3 separate regions of the Homo sapiens genome follow, and regions 1 and 2 are each linked to region 3. Evidence: chromatin contacts called from ENCODE Hi-C or POLR2A ChIA-PET data. All regions are on one chromosome and are shown on one strand. Each heading gives the region's core, a stretch centred on a gene start or an enhancer-like site at or near the end of the contact. The rest is flanking DNA. Distances are from core to core; before and after follow the strand shown. Region 1 has its middle 24 kb from the start of LINC01344. Region 2 has its middle 19 kb from the start of LINC00272. Region 3 holds the start of GLUL (glutamate-ammonia ligase).

Region 1 (2,700 bases), core at 195-2,694, 53 kb after region 3:
TGTTATTAAAGCTGCCCATCCCATATTTTGTTGTAGCAGCCTGAGCAGACTAAGACAGTCCCACTGACCCGAGTCCTCACCTCTGGGTTCTGGCAAGGCTCAGGCAGTGAGTGGTACTGGTGTAAGAGGATGTGCTCAAAGGTTTTAACTCAATGGTAATACAAATTCTGTCTCCTTGGCTTGAGGTTCTCATCACACAGTAGGAAACCCATGGGTTGGGGATACTGTCTATAGAGAGGACAGACAGGCTGATTTTGGTGTCTTGCTGTCTCTCATTTCCCTCCCCTGTAGGTATGCGATTGTCTCTCCTCTCCCTTCCAGGACAGGGGCAGCATCCTCCTGACTATGGTACTAGGGGCCAGAAGGCCCCAAATTCTAGCACAGGTTCTGCCACTAACCTGGCATTAGGGGTTAGGCAGCTCACTCTTTCTCTCTGTGCCTCAGGGACTCGACTGACTATCATCTGCTTTTGAATTGTTAGGCAGCTCACTCTTTCTCTCTGTGCCTCGGGGACTCGACTGACTATCACCTGCTTTTGAATTGTTACTCGTTCCATTCATTAATGGAACCAGCTCTTCCTAGTGGTGGGGTATGGTGCTGAACAAGATGGCAGTAATCCCTGCCCTTACGGAGCCTCCCCATTCCACAGTGGGGAGATAGTCAACGAGGAAACGGTTAAATAAGATAGCCACCAACTATGATGCGTGCTCTGAGGGAGATAAGCAGAATGATGAAACAGATTAACTTGGAGGAAGTGATAATTATTTAAGACTCCTTAGGCTAGGCCCAGTGGCTCATGCCTGTAATCCCAGCACTTTGGGATGCCGAGGCGGGCGGATCACCTGAGGTCAGGAGTTCGTCATCAGCCTGGCCAACTTGGTGAAATCCTGTCTCTACTAAAAATACAAAAATTAGTCTGGCGTGGTGGTGGGCATCTGTAAGCCCAGCTACTTGGGAGGTTGAGGCAGGATAATCACTTGAACCTGGGAGGCAGTGAGCCGAGATTGTATCACTGCACTCCAGCCTGGGCAACAGAGTGAGACTCCATCTCAAAAAATAAAAATAATAATAATAATAAAAGCTTCCTTCTGTAAGCTGAGAAAGCACCAGCCCATCAAACAGGGAAGAGCTTTCCAGGCAGAATTATGAGCTAATAGAAGCAAAAATGCTTGAAAAATTATACAGTGCAACACAGTTAGCAAACTTAATCTAAGTAAAAGTGCCTTCATTCTCTGCAGCTTTGTCTCATTCTTTGATTACACCCTAGAATTGGCACAGCTGCCTAGCACCTGGAAAACAGTGTTAGGGACCATGAAATCACACAAGAGGCTAATGCTAAGGCTCTTGCTGGGCACGTGTGGTGGAAAGGTGGGTGGACTAAGTGTTCTGTTCTCTTTGAGGACCTGACGATCTAATCTACACAGAGAAACCCTTTACCTCTCACAGTCCCGCATACCCAACTGCTTCAGTCCTTTGTTAATCCTTCTTTCAACATTCAACTGCCGTTTATGGAGCATCTGCCAAGAGATAGGGATCCTCCCCTGCTCTGAGCAGGAACTCAGGAAGTGATACCCTCCTCCCCATGTCACAGTCCAGGCCGAGGCTACTCCCCCAGCTTGTTCAAATTTAGGTCCACGTTGGCTATGGTCCACTTTGCTTGCTGTTTTGCTCTCCAGCTAGATCTCTTTGGGGAGCCAGAGGGGTCATCTAGGGATCACAATGTTTAGCACGCATGTTCTCTCTCTGGACAAATGTCTGCAGGCGTGTGGGGTGTGGACACACAGTGAATCTCCCTCAGGGAAGCCCAGTAGCAAACTTCACTGACTGACCAACTGAGGAAATCCCGCAAGGTTGGGCCCAGTGCTGATCTCTGGGCACATTTTCTTAGTGACAAGGGCACTGGACAGAGTCCATAATATCAGGTTTCCACTTGCTAAGCATGAAGCCTGATCTGCAGTTTTACATGTCTTAGTTGTGCTGCCCCTTCGGCTCTGACATGCTATAGCTGTGTGACTTTAGGGGGACAGTGGTTTTCTTTCTTTTCTTTTCTTTTCTTTCTTTTTTTTTTTTTTTGAGACTGAGTTTCGCTCTATCGCCCAGGCTGGAGTGCAGTGGAGCTATCTCGGCTCACTGCAACCTCTGCCTCCTGGGCTCAAACAATTCTCGTGTCTCAGCCTCCTGAGTAGCTGGGATTACAGACATCTGCCACCACGCCCAGCTAATTTTCGTATTTCTGTAAAGACGGGGTTTCACCATGTTGGCCAGGCTGGTCTCAAATTTCTGACCTCAGACCATCTGCCCCCCTTGGCCTCCCAAAGTGCTGGGATTACAGGCGTGAGCCACTGTGCCCGGCCAGGACAGTGGCTTTCAAATTTCAGTGGGCATCAGAATTTCTTAAGAGCTTGTGAAAATGCAGATTCTTGAACCTGCTGAATAAATAGCTCATTGGATGGGGTGTGTGGGAATCTGCATCTTCCAGACTAATTTATTCCTACTCTCTGGCCTGTCTCTCATCCTCCAATACCTTCGACCCTTTCTCATCTCAGGGGCTTTGACACTGCTGTTCTTCCCATCTGAATGCCTTTTCTCCCGCTCCTTAAAAGGATGGCTCGTTCTGCTTCTTCAGGTCTCAGCTCAGATGTCACCTCCTCTGAGAAGCTCTCATGGACTTCTCTATTTAAATTGTCCTCCCTCATTCAT
Region 2 (2,700 bases), core at 178-2,677, 35 kb before region 3:
CCAGGTGGGTGCTTTGTTTCTTCTTGGGGCATGGTTCAGCCAAGCCATTGTAAGCATGTAGTGGGGAGCGGGTGTTCTACAATATGGAAAGAGCTGCTCCTGGAGGCTAAGGTTCCTCCCACAGGAGGGTCCTTAGTGTGACTCTCTCTCCTCCTCTCCATTCTCATCAGGAACCTTTAATACTCAGGAAAAATCAGAGAACATTGCTGGACTGGAATGGAGTCCTGGGCCACCTGAAAAGGATTTCCATTTCTCCTGTCCTTGGAAGGAGAGACATAAGAGAGCCAAGTACAGAAAATCCAAACTACTTAAGTCAAGGTTAGAGCACGACAAATCACCCATTAAACCCTTTTCAGTGTAAGGTTTAGCCTGCTAAACCCTTTTCAGATTATAAGTAAGAGTACCTGCCCACTCTCATTAGCATTATTTCCACCATGGACTCACACCCATAAAAGACAGCCCAGTTTCTCAGGTGAGGGAAACAGATGAGGGTCTGCTACTTTAAGGCCTCTGAGAACATGAAGTCCCTCCTAGGTGGTCTTACCAGTCCCCCTGCATCAACAAGATTTGGTACTGTGGTGCTTTAGCCAAGTATTAATAGTTACCCAGCCCAAGATGTTCCAGAACAGCCTTGTGCCACACCACATTGAAAATCAGGCCTGGGCCCTGAATATGCCACTGCGAGAGGAAACTTGCTTGAGTTTCCCATCAAGAGAAGTGAGAACTTTCATATTACCCAGAGCAACAATTTGCAGTTATTGGGGTCATTCTGAAAGTTGACTCAGGTGCATCAAAATAACTCTCATCATTTGAATGGTCATAAGAATCAACAGCTTGGCTATGAGAACATCAGGCAAGAGAGTACATAGTTATTTTTCCTGATTTTCTGCCTATGCAGATGTAAAAATTATACATAAACATTTTCACACTCTCTGAGCGGAAGTAATGTTACTCACTTTTTTTTTTTTTGAGGTGGAGTCTCACTCTGTCACCAAGGCTGGAATGCAGTGGCACAATCTTGGCTCACTGTAACCTCTGCCTCTCGAGTTCAAGTGATTCTCATGCCTCAGCCTCCTGAGTAACTGGGATTACAGGTGTGTGCCACCATGCCTGGCTAATTTTTTGTATTTTTGGTGGAGATGGGGTTTCACCATGTTGGCCAAGCTCAGCCACCCAAAGTGCTGAGATTACAGGCGTGAGCCATGGTGTCTGGCCATGTCACTCATTTCTGAAGTGAAAAAACTGGCTTTAGCCCCCAAGACTGTCAGGAAATGGACCCTTCATCATCCACCTCGATTTCCCCTTTTCTCTAAGAATCCCACGGCTAATACAGTCTCAAAATCTGTTGAATAGCCAACCATTCTCAGAAAAGGGAGAGGCATGAATAGTGTTCTTGACGTTGCTATGGTAACAAGTCCCCACCCTTCTTACCCTCCACCTCTCACCCTCATCTACCATGGGGAACTGACTTCATAGCTCCCTAGTGCTGTAGCCCACTGAAATAAAGGGGCTGCCACAGCTTGGTTCCTGCTCAAGCCAGCAGGGGCTTTTTTAGGAGGACAGCTCTCTGAGCGACCACATTCACCCTGAGCCACCTCCAACACCAGTGCTCCTTTCATGGGCCTCAGAGCCTTCTGACCCACTGGATCCCATCAGCTCTTGCTGTTTCCTCTGAGGTCTTGCTCAGAATGAGTGATTGCATCTACTGCCAGCCAAACCCACAGTCTTGTGCCCTTCCCAGTCTCTGGGATTTCTTGCAGGGTGGACTGTTGCTTGCTTTTTAATCTCCTAAAACCCAAAAGGTCCATCCTGACCCTTCTTCAATAGTTTGAGTACTGTACCACCAGAAGGGGCTTGCATTTTAGGGAAAAAACAAAAAACAAAGCAAAACAAAAAAACTGTCTTCTCTCCTGGGTGACTAGAAGGATCCAGACTTCAGGAACACAAAGGCTTATTTGCCACCCTTTTGGTAGACCCAGGACAAGAACTTTCATCCCTTCTTTCTTTTTCTTTTTCAGTTTTCCAGTTTTTCTAAATTAATTTTTTAGCCAGGCACAGTAGCTCATGCCTGTAATCCCAGCACTTTGGGGTGGTCAAGGCAGGCGGATCACCTGAGGTCAGGAGTTCAAGACCAGCCTGGCCAACATGGTAAAAACCTATCTCTACTAAAAATACAAAAATTAGCCAGGCGTGGTGGCAGGCACCTGTAACCCCAGCTACGCGGGAGGCTGAGGCAGGAGAATCGCTTGAACCTGGGAGGCGGAAGTTGCAGTGAGGCAAGATAGTGGCACTGCACTCCAGCCTAGGTGACTGAGGGAGACTCTGTCTCAAAAAGGAAAAAAATAATAATTTTTAAAAAGTATCATACATAGGCCAGGTGTGATTGCTCACACCTTTACTCCCAGCACTTTGGGAAGCCAAGATAGGAGGATGGCTTCAGCCCAGGAGTTCAAGACTAGCCTGGGCAACATGACAAGACCCCATCTCTACAAAAAATAAAAAATTAGCTGGGTGTGGTGGTGCATGCCTGTAGTCCCACCAACTTAGGTGGGAGCATCACTTGAGTCTGGGAAGTCACAGCTGCAGTGAGCTGTGATTGTTCCACTGCACTCTAGCCTGGCTGATAGCACAAGACCCTGTCTCAAAAAAAATTTCATATATAATATACTGTGCCACTTATACTTTGATGGCATAATAGCC
Region 3 (2,700 bases), core at 201-2,700:
CCAAAAAACCCTGTTTGAGATGAATGCTGCATCTGTCATGTAAAAGCACTACAGTGTTATACACTCTTAAAGGAAAGGGATGTTGACCAAAGAAGCCAAGTTATGTGTGTGTGGTTGCAGGCAACATTTCTTTTCCACATTTGCGGTACAAAACATAACCAGAACAAACTTCTTCCCTTCCTCTTCCAAAGGCACTGGAAGCATAAATTCTTGCTCTTTAAACTGAAAGAAGCAATAAAATCTGGACACCATCAGGTAGATTTCAGGCACTAAAAATAGAATGATCGAGTAATAGTACGGATAGCAGTATCTACCTACCTACCTACCTACCTACCTATGTTGTGTCTCTAGGTACATTTCAATATTGTGTTCACATACACATTTTCCCAACCATCACGGCAAGCTGAGAGGAGAGGTATGTATTCCCATTTTCCAGATTAACAAGAAGCCGCACTTGATAAAGCAAAATCAGGGAGAATTCGTTAAAGGAATTTCTTGACAATCCCTGGACTTCAAAGGGGGCAAGTGAACACCTCGATTTCCTTTCAGCTGCTCCGGGGGCAGTTTGCACACAGAATTTCAAATCTAGTGGGCGGCTCCACAGGTCATTTTCGATGACCACTTTATTTTGCAGATGAGGAAACTTGGGCCCTGAAAGACCTGCCTAGGGTCTGGCCAGCAGTATGAGACAGGTCTCCAGACTTAGTTTCTACCGCCCTCCAGAATCCTCTCTGTAAAATTAGAGAAACAGCACGTTGATTTCAAATGTGAAATGGCAGAGTTCTGTTTATTTCCCCAGACCCAAGAGAGCCGGAGCGGGCGGCTCTTCCAGGCCTTGGGAACCCCGGCCTGTCCCCAGGCCCGCGCGGCACCCGCCCTAGCCCAGGCCCGCCCAAAGTTCCCTCGGGTCCCGCGCCCCGCGCTCCCTCTCAAGCTAACCCCTGCCCGCAGGAAGCGGGGCTCGGAGGCTCCCTCGCAACAAAAGGCTAAATTCGGTTTCCCTGGTTCCGCATTTCCCCAGGGAGCTCTCCTCGTAAAACTATTCCCCGTGAAGGCGGCAGGGCAGAGGTCCAGGGCGGGCTTTGCTGGGAGCCTCGGGACCCCGGGTTGGGGGCCGTGGGGCGGCACCTGGCGAGCTGGCGGGTGGGCGGCGAGCCGAGGCTTCCCGGCCTGGCGGCAACTCGCCCCTCTGCCCTCAGCCCTCCCGGCTCCGCTCCCTTCCCCCACGCCGCCCTGCCCCTCCCCCACGCCCCTTTCTCTTTCTTTCTTTCTTTCCCAGTTCGCTTGCCCCCACCCCAGCGGCGCCCGCCGGGCTCCTCGCCCAATGGCCGCGGGGCCCGGGACCGCATCAGCTGATCGGCCCGGGCTCCTGGCCGCTGGGAGCCAATCAGGGCACCGGGGGCGGCCCCGGGCCGCGGATAAAGGGTGCGGGGCTGCTGGCGGCTCTGCAGAGTCGAGAGTGGGAGAAGAGCGGAGCGTGTGAGCAGTACTGCGGCCTCCTCTCCTCTCCTAACCTCGCTCTCGCGGCCTAGCTTTACCCGCCCGCCTGCTCGGCGACCAGGTAAGCCCCCGGACGGCCCGGTGTCACGCAAGCGAGGCGCGCCGCCCCTGCTACCCCGCGAGGCGCGCCGCCCAGCCTCTTTTTTCGGCTGCCTGCCCCTCCAGTCCCAGCCCTACGCTGCGGCCTCTCCGGCCCATGCCTGAGATCCGGCATGAGTGCTCCTCCCGCGTGCTTCCGCCGCTGGTGGCTTGGACCCGTCGGGGCTGGCGCTGGTGGGGCGCGCCCTTGGCCAGGCTCTGGGAAGGGCGGGGTGAGTTGTTTTGATCTTCTTTTCACTACTTGCGGCCGAAGCGCCGCCCCTGGAGGCCGTTGGGCCGGCCTGCGCCCTGGGGCTCGCAGTGGTTTGTTTGCGCTGTGGATGGAGTGGCGGTGCGGTCCCCTGTGGAGCGCAAACAAGGCGCTTGGTTGGCGCGGGCGCCTGGCTGCCTTCCTCGTGGTGGGGCCTTCGGAGCAATCGTCCTGGTTCTGGCGATGGTTGAGACGCCTCGATTGCGGCGTGTAACGGTGAGCGTTGTTTGGGCGGCCGGCTCCCGCCTCGGGGTCCCGGGGGCCTTCCAATGTGACCGAACAATGGAGAGCCCGGGCCTCGGCGCAGTCAGTGGAGAAGCCGGTCCGGGCGGAGGCAGCAGCAGCGCGCAGTCCCTACGGCCTGCGCCCCCACCCTCCCCCGGACCCCCCAACCCCTCGGCGGCAGGGTATGGCCACCTCCGTGAGGCCCTGAGATTCGGACGGGGGCCCGAGGGGCAGGGCGCCCACTTTAGGGACATTTCAGTGGGAAGGGGCTGCTCTCAAAGTGGATAATTATAACTCCCTCGGGGGCGGGAAGCGGGGATCCTCCCCCAGCCGCAAGTCCACGAAGAAAGCAACGAATGAAAATTATGAAGACAACGAGAAGTCAGACTCCTCCGGGTCGCGCTCCAGCTGCTTCGGCTTCGTCGCCTACTCTGTGAACTCCGGGGAGAGATCTCGAGTCAAGATTAAGACCTTAACCCACCAACCTGCCTGTTCGGACACCCCCCGGGCCGGCCGCTGTCTGTCCCCTTCTCCATCGCCCTCTCCCAGAAAGCTCCGGTGCTTGGACCAGCTAGAGTCTGAGAAAGAGGAGAGGCGCGAACGCCACTCCAAAAAGAGAAGGGTTA

Evidence for each region. A loop is a pair of places that touch in the nucleus more often than their neighbours do. ChIA-PET counts read pairs that join two places held with the same protein, here RNA polymerase II (POLR2A). Pooled maps may share reads with other maps.
Region 1: a loop to region 3 is called in a map of K562, with 4 times the contacts of the local background. The contact joins the enhancer-like site here to the promoter of GLUL in region 3. A Hi-C loop is called at or near these places in 20 of 168 maps with a recorded cell type or tissue (B cell, GM12878, HAP-1 and 14 more), 5 of 37 single-sample maps with no recorded cell type and 16 of 50 pooled maps. POLR2A ChIA-PET finds 5 or more read pairs at or near these places in 8 of 52 experiments (AG04450, GM12878, H1 and 4 more).
Region 2: a map with no recorded cell type shows a loop between it and region 3 (5-fold over the local background). The contact joins the enhancer-like site here to the promoter of GLUL in region 3. A Hi-C loop is called at or near these places in 1 of 168 maps with a recorded cell type or tissue (naive thymus-derived CD4-positive, alpha-beta T cell), 19 of 37 single-sample maps with no recorded cell type and 11 of 50 pooled maps. POLR2A ChIA-PET finds 5 or more read pairs at or near these places in 7 of 52 experiments (BJ, GM10248, H1 and 4 more).

The regions. Positions count from the first base shown.
Region 1 is chr1:182,337,080-182,339,779 of GRCh38, reverse strand. No RefSeq gene overlaps it. Among named protein-coding and RNA genes, the nearest start is that of LINC01344, 24 kb to the right of the region's middle. RefSeq lists cis regulatory regions at 457-749, 1,281-1,828 and an enhancer at 1,835-2,470. Within about 2 kb of position 1,444, at least 6 of the 41 ENCODE cell types and tissues checked have a DNase peak (open chromatin) inside an H3K27ac peak, as active enhancers do; they include gastrocnemius medialis, where a contact is called at or near this core.
Region 2 is chr1:182,425,263-182,427,962 of GRCh38, reverse strand. No RefSeq gene overlaps it. Among named protein-coding and RNA genes, the nearest start is that of LINC00272, 19 kb to the right of the region's middle. Within about 2 kb of position 1,427, at least 2 of the 41 ENCODE cell types and tissues checked have a DNase peak (open chromatin) inside an H3K27ac peak, as active enhancers do.
Region 3 is chr1:182,390,540-182,393,239 of GRCh38, reverse strand. It overlaps GLUL (glutamate-ammonia ligase), which reads left to right and starts at 1,450. Exons shown (of 7, transcript NM_001033044.4): 1 at 1,450-1,561. RefSeq lists a silencer at 1,035-1,714.